Linked DNA regions of Homo sapiens: regions 1 and 3 are each linked to region 2. Evidence: chromatin contacts called from ENCODE Hi-C data. All regions are on one chromosome and are shown on one strand. The core of a region is the stretch at or near the end of the contact, and the rest is flanking DNA. Distances in the headings are between cores, read along the strand shown.

Region 1 (2,868 bases), core at 9-2,508, 2.4 Mb after region 2:
TGGTGATGAGGGTATAGGTGGCCACCGTCCCAGGTGGGCTCCACCTCTGCCCTCTGTGATGTGGAGTAGGGGCTGGGGCTCCTTGGGTACAAGGCAGGGAAAAGGGGAGGGCGGCGGGGTTGAGGAAGCTGCTCCGGGCTTCCAGGCCAGACCATCCCAGAATGAAAGGAGTTTTCCCCATGGATCTCCAGGCCTTCTCCATGGAATTTAGACAGCTGAAGGCAGACACAGGTCCCTGCGGGGAAGTACCTGCTCCCTCTTCTAACAAGTGCAAAGCAAGCAGGGCAAGGCTCCGAAGGGAACAGCTGGAGCAGGCCCAACCCCAGGTGGCCCTGGGGTTCCGTGGTTGACCCGGAAGCAAGTCAGGCAGGGAGCCAGGAATGTGGTGACTCACATTAGCTATGTGGAGAGAGACCAGGGAGTGTCCCTTCCAGGTGGAACCCCTCCTCCTCCATGAGTCACCCGGCTCCATACACCTGCCTGATTCCAGCAGCCCAACACACCTGTGCCAACTAGCAGCTTATGTTTCTCATGTGCTTGCCTGTCTGTCCTATTGACGATTCCTCAAAACACCAAGGGGAGGTAGCATGAAATGTTATCCTGGAAAACCTTTGTGAGTTAGAAAACGTGGCCAAGTGCCCCCAGTTGATGACTGGCAAATCTAGAATCAGCCTCATGACGTTTCCAGTGTGTTACACAAACCATCCAGCCTTGCTGCTTCTCCAAATACTGTATCTATGAAGTATGCCAGACTCTCAGCAGAGAGGATTTCTACGGCAGTGGAAGAGAGCAAAGCAGGTGTCAAGGTTCATTAATCTCATCTTGGTCCCTTTCTGAAAACTGACACACTATATCCAGGTTGCTTTTTAAAGCTCTGTGTACGTATCATGCAAATGTATACTTGCTTTGTGTATGCATGTTTAGGACTATTTCTGATCCAGATGCTGTACTAAATTAAGCTAGTTTTAATGATGTTATTCTGGAGCTAACATAGTCTTCCGTGGTATTTCCCATGGCTGTGCTCTGTCTAGTATATTTCCAAGTCATTACCCGGCTCATGGTCATTGGCGTTCACATTGAAGTGGCCACAGATAGAGAATCACACAAGCTTCACATTGAATTCAGTCCATTAAGGCCTTTTCCTTGGTAAAACTGAGGGGGAAATATAAATTGAAGCAGCAGTAACCAGCAAATAGACCTTCTCCCAATCTACCCGAAACTGGCTCTCTGCCCTCAACCATGTTCAAAAGCCTTTGCTATAAATGTACAGAGGAAGTAAACTTTAACCACACTGGGGCTCTAAAAAATGACTCTGGTTTCTGTATGTGACTTTCATAAATCAGTTTAATTACGTCACATTTCCACCTCAATTGTATGATAACAAGGTCTGAATTGCCCAGTAGAAGGCAGAAAGAAAAAAAATCCGGATGTTTTTGTCATATGGAACCTTCCTACACAGTCTGTTTTTCCCCTGGAGCTGACGATGAATCACTTCTCAACACTGGCGGGGGCCATCACGTGGCCGGCATGGAGCTCGCCTGGAGGAGCGAGGTTGAGGCAAGCTCTGTGCAGGAATGTGGCTGCAGTGATGTGGCCTGACACTTCCTTAGGGAGTCCAAATGTGACTAAGGCTCTTTCTCAGTACTGTATGGAATGAATAACCACATGTGAGAAGATGTACAGCTCCTGCCTTGCATCACTGAGCTGGAAAATTTGCTGGTAGCACGTAACATCTCTTGCAAAGTATAATTACAGATCCCTGTGCTCTGAGGGTTTGCACGGAAATAATTCAACCTAAAATAGTAACAAAGGCTGAGTATAAACCTGTGATGTATTATTTTGGTGCAAAAGTAACTGCGGTTTTTACCATTACTTTTAATGGCAAAGATTGCAATTACTTTTGTGCCAACCTAATAGATTATCTAAAAAGGAACAGGAAGAACACCAAGAGTTAACAAGCCTATTAGGGTTAGAAAGAGACTCCTCTTGCTTAGACAATGGGCGTTACCCTCAGGGACACCGAGCCCTTCCACTCGGATCTGATCTCCTCCACAAAGAGTTAGATGGGAGATATTTATGGGCAAGTATTTGGGCATGGATATTCCCGCTCCCACCACATTGCAGAGGTGCATGGAGGCACACAGCTATGACTGTGGGGGCTTCGGGTGTTCATTTTGAAATATATTTGTTTTTTTTTGTTTGTTTGTTTGTTTTCTGAGACGGAGTCTCGCTCTGTCGCCCAGGCTGGAGTGCAGTGGCGCGATCTCGGCTCACTGCAAGCTCCGCCTCCCAGGTTCACGCCATTCTCCTGCCTCAGCCTCCCAAGTAGCTGGGACTACAGGCGCCCGCCACCACGCCTGGCTAATTTTTTGTATTTTTAGTAGAGACGGGGTTTCACCATGTTAGCCAGGATGGTCTCGATCTCCTGACCTCGTGATCCGCCCGCCTCGGCCTCCCAAAGTGCTGGGATTACAGGCGTAGGCCACCGCGCCCCGCCTGAAATGTATTTGTTTTGTTTTATCATTTGAGCGTAGTTTAGTAATTTTCCAGAGAGAGAGGACCTGGCATAGATTCAGCAGTGTCACCCTCAAGAGCCAAAATGTTCACATCTGCTAATGTTCCATCCTGACCCTCCTGCTGTAATATTTATTCACAGGGGAGCTTTGGAAACAAGTAGGGTATGAGTCAGGAAAGCCTCTCCGTGCAGACTCCTTTGCACCAAAAATCTTCTAAAAGGTCTTGGGTCCATGAGCATTGTTGTCTGGGAGCACGTTTCCCCACCAAATTATCCTTAAAAAAAATCTTTTAAAAACAGCTCATTGTCATCAAGACAATATTTACAGCACACACATATTTTCCAGAAGATTT
Region 2 (2,964 bases), core at 278-2,777:
TGTTGCTGCTCAGCCCTTTTGATTCAGTTCCCTTCCTAGGGATATATTCAGGGGTCTAACCTCCCACTTTGTTGGAGTTGCAGCTGCTTTTGTTGGGAAGCCCAGAAAGCCTGGGTATCTAAGGCTCCCAGGTCTCTGCATGTGCCTGAGTGGCTGCTCTGCCAAGACTCCAGAGCTCTGTGCCAGACTGAAGGCCCTGGTGGCATGGGTTCACAGGGGGATCTCCTGACCTAAGAGTTGCAAAGATCCATGAGGGAAGCATGGGTTCCTGGGGTCACACATTCACTCACCACCTCCCTGGGTAGAGGAGGTTCCCCTGGCTCTGTGTTACTCCTGGGTGGGCTATCAACCTGCCTTGCTTTTCTCGATTCTCTGTGGGTTGAATTGTTTCTTTGATTAGACCCAATGCATTTACCTGGATGTATCAGTTGAAAATGCTGTATTTATGCACCCCTTCCATTCCTTTCTGTGAGAGCAGTGCACACTAGCTACTTCTAGTTGGCCATTTTCTCAGGTATTTCCTATATTCTCTTAAACCTTTCAGTCCTTCAACGCGCAGTCTCCCTCCTGCCTCAGGGCCTTGGCACATACTTTATTTTTCCTTGCCTGCAACGTTCTCATCTCTCTCTTGATCCCCCTCTCTGAACTTCCTCTAAGTTAATGTCTATTTATTAAAATCTCAGCTCAATCATTGCTTCTTTATTGACCCACAACCCCCCCAATCCCACAACTCTATCAGGTTCCCCCTTTTTATCTTTCCAGGTAGCAACTTCTACTTTTCCTTCTTATCAGTCATCATGATTTGTAATTGCTTACTTTTTAATGATTATTTAATCAATATTTCTCTCCTTTTGTTTACAAATTTTCTAGCACCTGGCCCAGTGAAGAACACTCAATAAATATAATTAAAGAAATATGTAAGAGAAGATAGAATTTTTATTGCACATTAACAAAAGAAATGAAAGAATCCACCTTTTTGAAAATTTAAAAATAAACCAAAATTTCTTATAGGCTGAGACATTGATCCATATAATTTGGTATAAACTTTGTTTGCTGATGAAGAGAGGGAAGTGGGGAGATGGGATGTAACTAATCTAGCAGCAATGAAAAAACAAAATTTTTCTGGTGAAATAAGTAATGGTTTTCTGGTTGAATAATTCTACACACAGAAAATGATTGATTAGAGTTTCCTGCAAGCCTGGGCTATGCAAATATAGCAGGTGTCTATGTATATGCAAGGCTTGAACACAGTCTTCAGTTACTTTTTTGGGAAAGCTGCCCCAGTTTAGTTTTGAGTCATATTTCTACATCTGTCACTATGTTCTAATCATTACCCAAACAGGTATCAGACATGACCACGTAGGCAAAATAAATAAATAAATAATAAAATTTAAAAAACCCAATTTTGGCTTTAAAGTGTCTCAGCATGGATAATGTGGATGAATGGATACATGTTCTAATCTACTTATATCTACTTATTTCTGTTTCAATTTTAAAAAGTGATAGAGCACTCATGAAGGCATAAGTATTGCCTAACAAGTTAACTGGAGCCTCAGTTAATATGTGCTACATTAGCTGAATGAATGAGTGAATGACTAAAATTTGACAGAAAAAAGATTGTGAGATCTGTGGGATTCTTTCCTTTCCTTTTCTTTTTCTTTCTTTCTTTCTTTTTCTTTTTCTTTTTTTTTTTGAGATGGAGTTTCACTCTTGTTGCCCAGGTTGGAGTGCAATGGCGTGATCTCGGCTCACCACAACCTCCGCCTCCTGGGCTCAAGTCATTCTCCTGCCTCAGCCTCCTAAGTAGCTGAGATTATAGTCATGCACCACCACGCCCAGCTAATTTTGTATTTTTAATAGAGATGGGGTTTCTCCATGTTGGTCAGGCTGGTCTTGAACTCCCGACCTCAGGTTATCTGCCTGCCTCGGCCTCTCAGAGTGCTGGTATTATAGGCATGAGACACCGCACCCAGCCAGATCTGTGGGATTCTTCACTTGATCTTGTGGCGATCTGAGATAACCAAAATCTATTTTGAGAATTAACTCTTCACTTAAGAGCTTCTAGTACAAACTACATGGTTCCTTTGGCAAGTACTTTTTATGTGGCACTAAAGATGCCCTAAGGAGCTTTAGAAAAATCAATGAGAAAGATCCACTTGGTTCCAGAAAGTGTTTTACATTTCAGGAAGGTCAGTGAATCAGTGTTTCTGGTTCATTTCAGCCTAACTGCATTCTATTTGAAGTAGTTTTTTAAATGGTCATCTCCTGATCACTTTTTCTTTTAGGTCTCATTAAGCTTAAAGGGCTTCACCTCAAAGGGACCCTGATCACTAAAAAGTTATTTCTGGATGGAGTGATGTTAGCCAGTTAGAGGATTGGGGGTCACTTGCTCTTATCTTCCCTCAGTAAGAATCCCATCCACAGAAAAAAGTCTCCTTCTGGGTCTCTGAGATTCAGGTAGAAGGCTGTGAAACCTGGTGGAGCCCAAGACCTAGGATAGTGGTTTTGAGAGTGCAGACCTGCACCTAGGTGTCAGACTGGCTGACTGTGCTTCTGAGTTCAAACCTCAAACCAGCCCCATTCCCTAAAGGCTTGCCTTGAACCTACAAACAAAACAATTTTCCAAAGGGTCCAGGAGGAATCATGCACACTATTGCCTCAGCAGAAAGGCTCATCTGCTTGCTGACATCAGTTTCAGTAGTAGACTTGAAAGTTATCCTGCAACTTGGCTCTAGTCCCTTTCAGCTGTGTTCCCAGCTTAGTATTGCTCACACAGGATGCAGAGGGAGACTCACCCATTTGAGTTACTGAGACAGACTTACTGGCCTCTGTCTTCACAGATTTTGAAGGGGCCCAGTCTTGGTGCTAGTACTTCTCTGCCCCAGCCTGGGAGATATTCTTTCCACACAGGGAACTGTTGGGATATTTACCTGTCCAAGCCTTTGTGACAGGTTTTTAAGTCTC
Region 3 (2,700 bases), core at 106-2,605, 2.2 Mb after region 2:
AAAGCCTGTGGGGCAGCAGGTGCCCGGCTGAAGACCACTTATCCCAGAGAGATGGCCAACCACCACGTCCTCGTGAATCACCTTTGCAATCTGCTTCTGTAAACGCCACGTTGTTAGAACGTCTTAAAATATTGATATCAAAGATATCTAATGGCTTATAAAAGTTATCCTTATACAATTTCAATGAAAATATGCAAAATACAAAATTGGATGTACATTGGGATCTTAATATATATAGGAATTATAAGGAAATATAAACAAGTTTTTTTTTGTGATTGGACTGGCAAGTAATTTTAGTTTTTTTCTCTGTACGTTTCTGATATTCCCTATGATGAGCATGTGTTACCTTTATAATTAGAAGAAAAAAAATCAGTAAATGTCATTACATAAACTCTAGCATTAATAGATATGCATTCAGCAAACATTTATTAAGCAGTACTTCTTACTCATTGCCTTGGCCTTGGCAAATCACGAATTCTCTCTAGGGGCTTTGTGTTTTCATCTGGATAATGGGATCCCACGGCCTTGCCTGACTCACAGAAGCATTATGAGGAACGGATGCATTAACCTGAAGAAGCTGTGAAAATAGCAGATTGCTTATCCAAGCACAACATTATGAGGCGTGGCGTGTCTAATCACGAACCCACTAGAACATGAGAAAGAAGAAATTGAACAAGACTGTAATGAGTTGTTTGGAATGGAAGCCCATAAGAAACTAAAACCAAAAAATAGTCAGCATTTAAATGCAGAGTGCAGAAGGACATTTCGGGGAGCCCAGGTCCTCAGAGCGTGGGGGTGTTAGCTGCCCTGTGCAAGGCGGTCCTTTATTGGAAATCGCCTCAGAGAGCATTGCTGAGTGTGGCTTCTTGCAACTACACCTGAGAACGACATTCACTCTGCTTCATTGAAAACAATCTATCCCGTGTGTGGAAGAAGCATGCCTTGCTGGGGTCAGGGCCAGGGACAAAGCTCAGAGGCCATGCTGAGTTTTCATCAAACACCTGCTGAGCAGCTGGCACGTGCCAGGACACGGTCTAGGCTGAAGGCTGCCATCGTAGTGCAGAATAGAATCCCGTGGAGGTTGGAAATGTTTACCTGCTTGCTTTTTTTCTTACCGTGTGTATTATTTTCAGTAATAAAATGTATACATATACAAGTGAGCACCTTCCCCTGGAAATTCTGACTCAGCAGGTAGAGTGTCCGACGGGCGCGCATGTGAGACCTGCTGTCCCGGCGCTCAGATACACATGGGGGACAAAAATGACAAAGCAGCCACCCTCAGTTTATAATTAGGAAACAGAAACTATACACGCACACCTGGCACAGAGCAGGTGCTCTCACCCAGACCTCTTGAATTGTTGAGTTGAATTTATTTATTTATTTGAGATGGAGTTTCACTGTTGTCACCCAGCCTGGAGTGCAGTGGCGTGATCATGGCTCACTTTAACCTCCACCTCCTGGTTTCAAGTGATTCTGCCTCCACCTCCCAAGTAGCTGGGATTATAGGTGTGCACCACCACACCCGGCTATTTTTTGTATTTTTTGTAGATAAGTGGGGTTTTCACCATGTTGGCCTCCCAAAGTGCTGGGATTACAGGTGTGAGCCACTGTGCTGGGCCCTGAATTTAAAAGTTAAACGCAGAATACATAGATGTTCTCAGAGGGTTAGATACTTTTTTTCCCTTAGTATCTGAGGTTTTTGTGGGTTCAGTGAGAAACCTGGGTGTTTATAACATATAAACAAAATGATTTCAGTTCCTCAACTCACACAGCTTTTCACAGGGAAGGGGCAGAAGATGCAGCTTGAAGGTATCCAGAAAACATGTGTGGGGCAGTCAGACGGAGCAGCTGCAGCCTGGGGGCGTAGGGGCTGTGGGGACCTGCAGTAGCCTGGTTGGCAACCATGAGAAGAGAGAGGAAGGGCCTATAAGTCAGTCCATCTGTGACCACAACACCCACAGCCCTGGGCAATGAAGGGCAGAAGTGGGGACCAGGGATGCCCAACTGGGGTTTAGCCGTGAGAACAGCTGGTGCAGCCTCAGAGAAGGCGCTGCAGAAGCTCCCAGGGTGGACGCTGGGACTCCTGGGCCAGAAGCTCTGTGAGCGTGGCGAGGGGTCTCTGCCTTGTTCCGCTGTCCCTGGCTGGCCCCTCATTTTCTGTTGGTGGGGCCAGGGCTGCTGCTGGGCTCTCCATGCGATTCTCTAGGCAGATTTGGGGTGGGGGCTCCCGAGAGGGTCTGTGAAGACTACCACTTCTCCAGGTACAGAGAGGGAGGGGACCCTAAGCTGCTGCCTCTCGCTGAGGTCAGCAGACACTCGATGAGCCACCTGAGCAGCTCATTCGCAGGCAGGTTCCAGGCCCAGTCCTGAGCTCACCACCCAGAGTCTGTTGGAGACAGGACCTGGGAATCTGCATCTAGCACAGTAATGTTTGAGAGTCACTGACTTAAAATATCCTCACATATATAGGGAGCGTTTTATGTGTGTGAAGTGTAGTGCTGTGGAGAGGGGCAGCCTCCTCAGAAAATGGAGGTTGTGTCAGCTAGGAAGCTGCTCAGGACAACGGTTCCCTCCCGCCTCCCACCGCCCCCCAAGCACCCACTGTGCCCAGGTCAAGGAAGAACCTAGAACTCCCCAACCCCACCCCTGCCCTGCAAGAGCTGTGCATTCCTGACAAGAGGCTGCCCAGGAGGTGAAAGG

Evidence for each region. Hi-C counts contacts between places; a loop is a spot of excess contacts on that map. Pooled maps may share reads with other maps.
Region 1: a pooled map shows a loop between it and region 2 (16-fold over the local background). The contact joins two enhancer-like sites. A Hi-C loop is called at or near these places in 4 of 37 single-sample maps with no recorded cell type and 4 of 50 pooled maps.
Region 3: a pooled map shows a loop between it and region 2 (15-fold over the local background). The contact joins two enhancer-like sites. A Hi-C loop is called at or near these places in 9 of 37 single-sample maps with no recorded cell type and 4 of 50 pooled maps.

Annotation. Positions count from the first base shown.
Region 1 is chr6:157,763,158-157,766,025 of GRCh38, forward strand. No RefSeq gene overlaps it. Among named protein-coding and RNA genes, the nearest start is that of SNX9, 59 kb to the right of the region's middle. RefSeq lists enhancers at 1-161, 1-862, 435-504, 1,395-1,444 and a silencer at 795-904. Within about 2 kb of position 1,259, at least 35 of the 41 ENCODE cell types and tissues checked have a DNase peak (open chromatin) inside an H3K27ac peak, as active enhancers do.
Region 2 is chr6:155,350,272-155,353,235 of GRCh38, forward strand. No RefSeq gene overlaps it. Among named protein-coding and RNA genes, the nearest start is that of TFB1M, 37 kb to the left of the region's middle. Within about 2 kb of position 1,528, at least 2 of the 41 ENCODE cell types and tissues checked have a DNase peak (open chromatin) inside an H3K27ac peak, as active enhancers do.
Region 3 is chr6:157,560,296-157,562,995 of GRCh38, forward strand. The region is part of intron 2 of ZDHHC14 (zDHHC palmitoyltransferase 14); the gene reads left to right. Among named protein-coding and RNA genes, the nearest start is that of MIR3692, 33 kb to the left of the region's middle. RefSeq lists enhancers at 1,113-1,242, 1,520-2,493, 1,603-1,682, 1,803-1,882. Within about 2 kb of position 1,356, at least 6 of the 41 ENCODE cell types and tissues checked have a DNase peak (open chromatin) inside an H3K27ac peak, as active enhancers do.